Linked DNA regions of Homo sapiens: region 1 is linked to region 2. The links are chromatin contacts, found by Hi-C or POLR2A ChIA-PET in ENCODE. All regions are on one chromosome and are shown on one strand. The core of a region is the stretch at or near the end of the contact, and the rest is flanking DNA. Distances in the headings are between cores, read along the strand shown. Region 1 holds the start of ZNF121 (zinc finger protein 121). Region 2 holds the start of ELAVL1 (ELAV like RNA binding protein 1).

Region 1 (5,070 bases), core at 893-3,392, 1.6 Mb after region 2:
CAACCTAACTGATCAATTGACCTTGTGACATTCCTTCTCCTGGACAATGAATCTCAGGAGCTCCCCACTGAGCACCTTGTGATCCCCGCCCCTGCCCGCAAGAGAACAACCTCCTTTAACTGTAATTTTCCACTATCTACCCAAATCCTATAAAACTGCCCGACCCCTATCTCCCTTTGCTGACTCCTTTTCTGAACTCAGTCTGCCTGCACCCAGGTGATTAAAAGCTTTATTGCTCATACAAAGCCTGTTTGGTGGTCTCTTCACATGGACGCACCTAATGCTAGGGAGGCAGGAGAATTACTTGAACCTGGGAGGCAGAGGTTGCAGTGAGCCGAGATCGCACCTCTGCACCCCGACCCGGGTAGCAGAGCGAGACTCTGTCTCAAAAAAAAAAAAAAAAAAACTACTAGACTGGGTGTGTTAGATGTTCAAGTTTTCCCTAGGATCAAATTTTTCAGAAAAAAATGTCAAAACTACACTTAGTCTAAACATGCTGTTAATAAATTCAATAGATACTACTTTATTACACTAATACTAGAATAATATTCTGATTATAAAGCCTCCATCCTGGCCAGGAGCGGAGGCTCACGCCTGTAATCCCAGCTCTTTGGGAGGCCGTCAGGCGGATTACAAGGTCAGGAGTTCGAGACCAGCCTGGCGAGCATGGTGAAACCCTGTCTCCACTAAAAATACAAAAAAAAAAAATTAGCTGGGCATGGTCCCCATGCCTGTTGTCCCTGCTACTCGGAGGCTGAGGCAGGAGAATCACTTGAACCCAGGAGGTGGAGGTTGCAGTGAGCTGAGATCGCGCCACTGCACTCCAGCCTGGGCGACAGAGCAAGACTCCGTCTGAAAAAAACAAACAAAAGCCTCCATCCTTTCTTCCTGTGGGCCCGTTTTGAAGCTCTGTGGGGGGGTACAGACCTAGGAACTTCAGATAAAGACAACAGCTGTGTATTATTGCCTTTCTTTCTTTTTTGAGACGGAGTTTCGCTCTCATCGCCCAGGCTGGAGTGCAGTGGCAGATCTCGGCTCACTGCAACCTCGGCCTCTCAGGTTCAAGCAATCCTCCTGCCTCAGCCTCCCAAGTAGCTAGGATTACAGGGGACTGCCACCAAGCCTGGCTTTTTTTTTTTTTTTTTTTTTTTTGTGTGTGTGAGACGGAGTCTCCCTCTTTTGCCCAGGCTGGAGTGCAGTGGCGCGATCTCGGCTCACTGCAAGCTCCGCCTCCCGGGTTCACGCCATTCTCCTGCCTCAGCCTCCCGAGTAGCTGGGACTACAGGCGCCCGCCATCGCGCCTGGCTAATTTTTTGTATTTTTAGTAGAGACAGGGTTTCACCATGTTGGCCAGGCTGGTCTCGAACTCCTGACCTCAGGTGATCTGCCCGCCTCGACCTCCCAAATGGCTGGGACTACAGGCGTGAGCCAGCGCGCCCAGCCTGCCTTTCTTTTGTAGAAAGGCTTGTAGCTGGTAACAACAAAAAACATTAAGTCCAAGAAAATAAAATAAGAAACTAAAGGCTCACAGTCTACACGTGTTCATATTTACATGCAGATATAGGCACACCCTAAACGACTATTTTTTTTCCATCAGAAAGTAATGTGTCAAAAATAAGAATAGGACATCAATGCCAGATTCTCAGACGAGACATTTTTAAGCAAAGAAATGGAAGTCAGAGCCCTCTTGAAACCAATTTTCTGCAGGTGTTCACCAGGAACATGCCGGAAACGCCAGGTTCCTGAGGCGCGGAAATGCGGGGCCGGAGCCAACCTGACTGGAACGGCAGAAATCCTTTTACTTTCAGAAAGAAAGAAACTCACAAAGGTTGCTTTCCAAGCTTTTGAAGAAGGGAGCACAGCGGATGAAACCACTCCAGAAAACGCGCGGAGTCGGGACAAACACACTTCCCGACCTGGCTCCTGACTGGGACCCACTGAGCCTGCGGCCTCTAGCCACTGGCCGCGCAAGGAGGACCGACAGCCCCTGGAGAAGAGAGTGAAACGAGGCGGATCGGAGAGGCTCCTGGGCGACAGCACCCAATCGTTCCTTTGCCGCCCCCCGCTATCTCCGGGATCCCCAAGCAGGCGGAACTCACCACAGCCAGGGTGGACTCCACCACGATAAAGGCGAAATGGCACTGACCATGCGGAGCCAGCGCCGGAAAAGATGGCGATTGTGCGCTGACGTCACTTCCGCTCCGAGCCTCGGGCCGGGCGGGGCTCCTGGGTTCGAGTTTCAGCCACATAGGACCCAGTCAAACACAGAAATTGTAGTTTCTTCCCGGGTGGGCGCGGACAGGCCCTTACTTGGGGGCGGTTTAGAGGTGGGACCCGGCTAGCCGGCGGTTCAGGTGGCCGGACCTGCTGGAAGGGCGGGCGTGGGGGATGGGACGCACCCCAGGGGATGCTCCTGCAGAGCTTTTCCCAGGTGGGCACAGTGGCTAAGGCCTGTAAGTCCAACACTTTGGGAGGCTAAGGCAGGTGGATAGCTTGAGTCCAAGAGTTCAAGACCAGCGTGGGCAAAATAGCAACATCCTTTATTAAAATATATATGTGTGTATACATATATATAAAGCTTGTTTGTATACATCTCATGTTCCTAGAGCCTTTCCATGATTCTTCCATATGGATAAAGCTGCCAGTGAATGGCATGGTCTATCTCTTCTATTCAGTCAGGCTTTCTGTAGGCCTTTATTTCTTCATTCTTTATTTTTTAGAACCTGCTGGTTCCATTGCGTTTTCTTTTTTCGTTTTTCTTTTTCATTTTTTATTTTTTTTTGAGACAGATCTCACTCTGTTGCCCAGGCTGGAGTGCAGTGGCATGACCTCGGCTCACTGTAACCTCTGCCCCCCGGGTTCAAGTGATTCTCCTGCCTCAACCTCCCGAGTAGCTGGGATTACAGATGTCTGCCTCCACGCCCAGCTAATTTTTGTACTTTTAGTAGAGAAGAGTTTCACCATGATGGCCAGACTGATCTCGAACTCCTGACCTCCAATGATCTGTCTCCCTCAGCTTCCCAAAGTGCTGGAATTATAGACATGAGCCACCGCACCCGGCCACGTTTTCAATATAATAATATTTTCTGTAAATCTTGATTTTTTTTTGTCTTCATCAAGTATGTATTTCTGGCTGGGTATGGTGGCTTATGCCTATAATCCCAGCAATTTGGGAGGCCAAGGGATCGTTTGAGGCCAGGAGTTTGAGACCAGCCTGGGCAATACAGCAAGACCCCGTCTCTGTTTAAAAAAAATTTTAAATATGTTTTTGTTTTTGTTTTGAGATGGAGTCTAGCTCTGTTGCCCAGGCTGGAGTGCAGTGGCACGATCTTGCTCACTGCAACCTCTGCCTCCCGGGTTCAAGCGATTCTTCTCTCTCAGCCTCCTGAGTAGCAGAGATTACAGGCAGGCGCCGCCATGCCCGGCTAATTTTTGTATTTTTAGTAAAGACAGGGTTTCACCATATTGGCCCAGTTGGTCTCGAACTCCTGACCTCATGATCCGCCTGCCTCACCTTTCCAAAGTGCTGGGATTACAGATGTGAGCCACCACGCCTGGCCAAAAACATGTATTTCTATTGTTATTTTTCTGATCTTCCCACATGGGCCAGGACCACATTTCCTACATTGTAAAATAGCACTGACACCAGACATTCTCCCCAGGTTTATTCAGAAATGTAACATAATCCCAGTAAAAATATTAAAAGTTTTTTCTGGAGTTAGGTACGTTGATACTAAAGTTTATGTGGAAGAATAAATATCTGATAATAACCAAGAAAACAAAAACAAAAGCAATGATGAGCAGCAGATGTTAAAACATACTATTAACAGTTTTCACACAAGGCAAATAATTAAATTATATTAAAATAAAAATAAATAAGACATACTATAAAGCCTCTATAATTAAAACTATGTGGTACTAGCACATGAAGCAGAAACAGACTAATAAAATATCTAAAAACAGACCCAAGAACATGTAGGAATTTGGTTCATAAATGTGGTATTTTGCCAGGCGCGGTGGCTCATACCTGTAATCCTAGCAATTTGGGAGGCTGAGGCGGGAGGATCACCTGAAGTCAGGAGTTCGAAACCAGCCTGTCCAACATGGTGAAACCCTGTCTCTAATAAAAATACAAAAATAAAATTAGCCAAGCATGGTGGTGGGCTTTCTGTAATCCCAGCTATTCGGGAGGCTGAGGCAGGAGAATCGCTGAAACCCAGAAGGCAGAGGTTGCAGTGAGCCGAGATCGCGCCACTGGACTCCAGCCTGGGCAACAAGAGTGAAAATCCATCTCAAAAAAAAAAAAAAAAGGTATTTCAGATCAATGAGGCAAAAAAAGCCATTTGTAATGGAAAGTCTAAGACAGCTGGGTAGCCATCAGAGAAAAGATGAAATTAAATCCATACTTCACAGCATATACAAGAATAAACTCTAAATGGACTAGGGATCTAAATGTGAAAAATAAAACCATATACGCATTCAGGGTGTAAGTGATTTCTTGGCTGAGTAAGGAAAAAGACGTGACCACAAGGCGGCAGTAGCACACAAGCTTCATTTGGGATGTGCTTTGACAGGTAAGGAGTGGCGGGAGGTAGCAAACAGCAAGAGAATATCCACAGGCTTCTACCTGTGGGTCGCTGCTCAGAAAGGGTGGAAAGGAAGAAAGACTCCCAGAGGAGAAGGGGAATCAAAGAGGGGGCTTATATGACTAAGTGACGATGCTCAGCAGCCTGGCAGCATATCTTCCAGTTAAAAAGTTCTGAAGGACAAGTCTGGCCAACATGGTGAAACTCCGCCTCTACTAAAAATACAAAAATTAGCCGGGCATGGTGGCGGGCGCCTGTAATCCCAGCTACTCGGGAGGATGAGGCAGGAGAATTGCTTATACCCGGGAAGCGGCGGTTGTATTGAGCCAAGATCGCGCCATTGCACTCCAGCCTGGGCGATAGAGTGAGACTCAGTCTCAAAAAAATAAAAATAAAATATGTAATTATCTGTTCATTCTGAGTACAGGGAAACACTGATAGGACTATCCTGAAAATAATAAGATTCAGAATCTATCGGGGATAG
Region 2 (5,088 bases), core at 1,199-3,698:
GCCTGCTCAACAAGGCGAAATCCCACCTCTACTAAAAATGCAAAAAATTAGCTGGACGTGGTGGCGGCTGCCTGTAATCCCAGCTACTTGGGAGGCTGAGGTTGCAGTGAGCTGAGATGGCACAACTGCACTCCAGCCTGGGCAACAAGGGTGAAACTGTCTCAAAAAAAAAAAAAAAAAAAGAAAAAGAAAAAAAAAAAAAAAGAAATAGCACCATGGTCCGGGCGCGGTGGCTCACGCCTGTAATCCCAGCACTTTGGGAGGCCGAGGCGGGCGGATCACAAGGTCAGGAGATCGAGACCATCCTGGCTAACACGGTGAAACCCCGTCTCTACTAAAAGTACAAAAAATTAGTCGGGCGTGGTAGCCGGCGCCTGTAGTCCCAGCTACTCGGGAGGCTGAGGCAGAAGAATGGCGTGAACCCGGGAGGCGGAGCTTGCAGTGAGCCGAGATCGCACCACTGCACTCCAGCCTGGGCGGCAGAGTGAGACTCCGTCTCAAAAAAAAAAAAAAAAAAGAAATAGCACCATGATCTCAGACTCAACACATCCAGACTGAAACTCTGTCTGCTCAAAACCAATGCATCAACATAAACAGTATTATTTCCTTCCACATTTGAGACGTTCGTGTATCTCAACCTCTTTGTGGGCCTCGAAGTTGCAGAATTTGATAATAGATCCCAGCACAGAACTTTGCACACAGAAAATATTCGATGACAACTGGAGTGCCCTGGAGCCTTGTGATTATAGGAGCAGTACAATCGAGTGGTTAAGAGTAAGGGTTTTGAATCAGAGGGCCCGAGTTCAAACCCTGGCGCAGCCACTTTAGTGCATGAGACTGGTCACATCAAGTGACCCATCTAAGCCTCAGTTTCTTCATCTCTAAAATGGAAATTAATGGAAATTATAACATCACCTGCCTCAAGGACTGCAGACAAACGTCCACAAAGTGTCAAGCACATAGTAAATCCTCAATAAATACTGGTGGCTATGTACAACATCATTTATTCAGTGCCTACCAGGCACAGACCACGCACAACGCAACGGGATTTCCACCCTCTTCAATTTGCACCACACTTTTGTCCTTCCCATTTTATAGATAAGAAAACTAAGGCTCAACAGAGTCAAGCTTGTTCGAGGTCTTGGGAGCATCTCCCAGGGCATTAGAACTTTTGGAGGAAGAGCATTTAGTTCAGTAATGGTTCTCACCTGTGCGTGTGAGAGTGGAAGAGACCCCTCCCCCGCAACCCGAGCCATCTGGCAATGTTTGGAGATACTTTTGATCCTCACGACTTGGAGCATGGGGATACTGCTGGCATCTAGTGGGTAGAGGCCAGGAATACGGCTCAACTTCCTACATTGCACAGGGAAGCCCCCACTACCACCACAACCAAAAACTATCTGACCCCAAACATCAGTAGGGCCAACGTCGAGAAACCCTGCTCTAGACAGATCATTCTCCTCATCTTCCCATTTCTGGCCATCCGGATCTTAGATGAACACTTTCTAGCAAGGGGGCTCAGTCCCACCACGGGAAGCCCATGCAGAAGTTGTGCAGAAGTTCTTCTCCACCTGCCCTGCACACAGTAGGGACCAAAACCCATTTTAACAAGCCCCGCAGCCCAGAGCACCGGAAAAGGAAGGAAGGGCATCCATCCCCCATTGTTCAACTGTGTGCAGCTTGTGTTTCCAACAGGCACACACACATATTTTACAAATCCTAACGTCCCACGCCCCACAAACAGCTTTGTTAGAGATGGCGCTCAAAAAAAGATGCAGTTTAGATTTTTTTTTTCCCCCAGGACTCCCGTGTATCTACTGAAGGGTTTGCACACTTCTCAAAGGACCTCGCACCGGCCGCGGTGCTCTGACAACGACCACAAAAGAATCTGTGGGATTTCCCGGGGGAGCAAGCCCGTGGGCCGTGACCTCTGCGCGCTCAAAGCGTTCCCGGCGCTCCCCCGTAGCTGGCCCCACTCTCCCGCCCCCGGAGCCCGGGCTTCCAAGGCGACCGGGGCCCCCGGCCGTGCAGCCCGGCCCCCCGGCGCATGCCCACGCCGTATCCCCCTCGCCCGTCCCTCGAGGCGCCAGAGGAATCCGGCCCCGGGGCCTGTAGCCGGCGCCCACACCGGCCCGCCCCGACCCGCCCGCCGCGGCCCCAGCGCGCGTCCCCTCCCCCGGTCCGGCGCGGCCTGGGCCTCGGCCGGTGCAGGCCCGCGGGCGCCCCGCGGCCAGGCCAGGCGAGCTCAGGCCTGCCGCGGCCTACCCCGTCGGGCGCCGCCGAAGGCCCCCCACCGCCTCACCTGGATGCGGGCGGGCGGGCCCGGGGCTGCTCCGGGGCGGGCGGGAGGCGGCGGCGGCGCGGCGCTAACGGCTCCGCTCGGCCTCGGTAGCGGTGGCGGCGGTGGCGGCGACGGCGACGGCGGCAGCGGCTCCTCCTCAGCGCGCACGACCCGCTCCGGCCCGCGGCCCGGACACGCCCCCCCCGCGCGCGAGCCCATTGGCCGACGTCCGCCACGGCGCGCTGCTCATTGGCCGGCGTAGCTGTCGCGGCGCTCCGGGGCGCGCGGGAGAGGCGGGACTTCCGGTCGGCGCCGCCTGCGAAGTGCTCCGCGGCCGGCGGAGACGCGGGCAGCCAGCGATGGCCGCGGAGGGGGCGAACTGGGTTCCGGCCCTCGGAGGCTGACGGAAGGCGGTGGCTGAGGAGCGGCGCCTCTGGTTGAGCGCTCGCCGTGTGTCCCGCACCTGTCTGTCCTGCCGCCGCCCGGTAAGGTAGGAAAGGTCAGCGCGCCGGGGTTACGGGTACAGAACCTGGGTTCGAATCCCGGCCCCGACGTTTCCGCACTACGTGCCGTTGGGCAGGAGCTGACGTCACCTTGCCGGGCCTCAGTTTCCTTCTCTGGTGCGCTGAGGAGGCGGGGCATGGAACGTGGTCAGCGCTTCATCGGTGCTGGCTCTTTGAGCAAGCCAGTTCCCGAAGGCTCAGCATCTCATTCATTCATTAAAATGTCATTGAGCGCCTACTGTGTGTCAATCACTGTATGGGCAGTGAGCAGAAAAAAAATACCTGGTCTTATTGGGCTAACATTCTAAACCAGCGCTGGCCTAGAATGCCCTAGTAGAAATACATGCAAGCTACATGTTTAATTTTTTTTTATGTAAAGATGGGCTCTGGTTCTGTTGCCCAGGCTGGTCTCGAACTCCTGGACTCAAGCGATTCTCCTGCCTCCGCCTCCCAAAGAGCTGGGATTACAGGCATGCCTGCACTCTGCCTAATTTTTTCTTTTTTTTTTTTATGATCTGAAAATAATAGTCTTTTTATTTTTATTTATTTATTTATTTATTTGAGACGGAGACTCGCTCTGTCGCCAGGCTGGAGTGCAGTGGCGTGATCTCCGCTCACTGCAACCTCCGCTTCCCAGGTTCAAGCGATTCTCCTGCCTCAGCCTCCTAAGTAGTTGGGCCTACAGGCGCTGCGCCACCACAACCAGCTAATTTTTGTATTTTTAGTAGAGACGGGGTTTCACCGTGTTGGCCATGATGATCTGTATCTCTTGACCTCGTGATCTGCCCGCCTCAGCCTCCCAAAGTGCTGGGATTACAGGCTTGAGCCACTGCGCCTGGCCTACAATTTTGTTTTTCTTTTTTTTTTTTTTTTTTTGAGACAGGATCTCACTCTGTCACCCAATTTGGAGTGCGGTGGTATGATCACAGCTAACTGCAGCCTCAACTTCCCCAGCTCAGGCAATCAATCCTCCGGCTTCAGATTCCTGAGTAGCTTAGACTACAGGATGTGCCACTATGCCTGGCTAATGTTTTATTTTTTTGTAGCGATGAGGTCTTGCTGTATTGCCTAGGCTGGTCTCAAACTTCTAGACTTAAGTGATCCTCCTGCTTTGGCCTCCCAAAGTGTTGGGATTACAGGCGGGAGCCACGGTGCCCAGCCTGTTTCTTTTTTTAATCATATTTTCTTAGAAGTTTTTTTTTTTTTTTTTTTTTTTTTTGGAGACAGGGTCTCACTCTGCTGTGCAGGCTGGAATGCAGTGGTGTGATCTCAGCTCACTGCAACCTCTGCCTCCCTATTCAAGTGATTCTCGTGCCTCAGCCTCCCAAGTAGCTGGGATCACAGGCGTGCAACATCACACCCAGCTAATTCTTGTGGTTTTAGTAGAGATGGGGTTTTGCCATGTTGGCCAGGCTGGTCTCAAACTCCTGGCCTCAAGTGATCCACCCACCTCGGCCTCCCAAAGTGCTGGGATTACAGGCATGAGCCACCACCCGGCCTAGGAAAGCTTTTTAGAGATTGGGTCTCACTGTGTTGCCCAGGCTGGAGTGCAGTGGCTGTTCACAGGTGCAATCATCCCACAGGTTTAACTCCTGACCTCAAGCAGTCCTTCTGCCTCAGGCTCCCAAGTAGCTGGGATTATAGGCACGTGCCACCACACCTAGCTCAATTAAATGTTAAATTTAACATTTAATTGTTAAATTTTATAGTAGCCAGCATTCTGGGTCATCACGGTGCAATAGAAGTATAAACAAAGCAGGCCAGGCACAGTAGGTCACGCCTGTAATCCCAGCACTTTGGGAGGCCGAGGCGGGCAGATCACCAGGTCAGTAGTTCGAGACCAGCCTGGCCAACATGTTGAAACCCCAGTCTCTACTAAAAATACAAAAATTAGCTGGACGTGGTGGCAGGAGCCTGTAATCCCAGCTACTCGGGAGGCTGAGGCAGGAGAATCGCTTGAAACTGGAAAGTGGAGGTTGCAGTGAGCCGAGATCCCGCCACTGCACTCCAGCCTAGGTGAAAGAGGGAAATTACATCTCAAAAAAACAGTATAAGCAAGCCACAGATTTGTCAGCGAGGTATGTAATTTAAATTGGTACATTGTTAGCCATGTTTAAAAATAAGTAAAAAGAAACGGGTGATGTTAGTTGTAATGTGTTTTATTTAACTCAGTAGGTTGAATATGTTATTATTTAAACATGTAGTCAATATTTTAAAATACAGGATGTTTTGCATCTGTTATCTTTCCAAAATAGAAGATACTTTGTGTCCTTTTTCTTTCCTGCATGCTTTTTTTTTCTTATT

The links. A loop is a pair of places that touch in the nucleus more often than their neighbours do. ChIA-PET counts read pairs that join two places held with the same protein, here RNA polymerase II (POLR2A). Pooled maps may share reads with other maps.
Region 1: a loop to region 2 is called in a pooled map, with 6 times the contacts of the local background. The contact joins the promoter of ZNF121 here to the promoter of ELAVL1 in region 2. A Hi-C loop is called at or near these places in 1 of 50 pooled maps. POLR2A ChIA-PET finds 5 or more read pairs at or near these places in 2 of 52 experiments (HCT116 and T-cell).

The regions. Positions count from the first base shown.
Region 1 is chr19:9,582,362-9,587,431 of GRCh38, forward strand. ZNF121 (zinc finger protein 121) reads right to left here and starts at 2,143. Exons shown (of 4, transcript NM_001008727.5): 1 at 2,100-2,143. RefSeq lists enhancers at 1-94, 95-907, 1,722-2,533.
Region 2 is chr19:8,003,193-8,008,280 of GRCh38, forward strand. ELAVL1 (ELAV like RNA binding protein 1) reads right to left here and starts at 2,449. Exons shown (of 6, transcript NM_001419.3): 1 at 2,303-2,449. LOC105372266 (a long non-coding RNA gene) reads left to right here and starts at 2,621. Exons shown (of 4, transcript XR_936302.2): 1 at 2,621-2,766. RefSeq lists silencers at 1,825-1,874, 1,905-2,104, 2,335-2,824.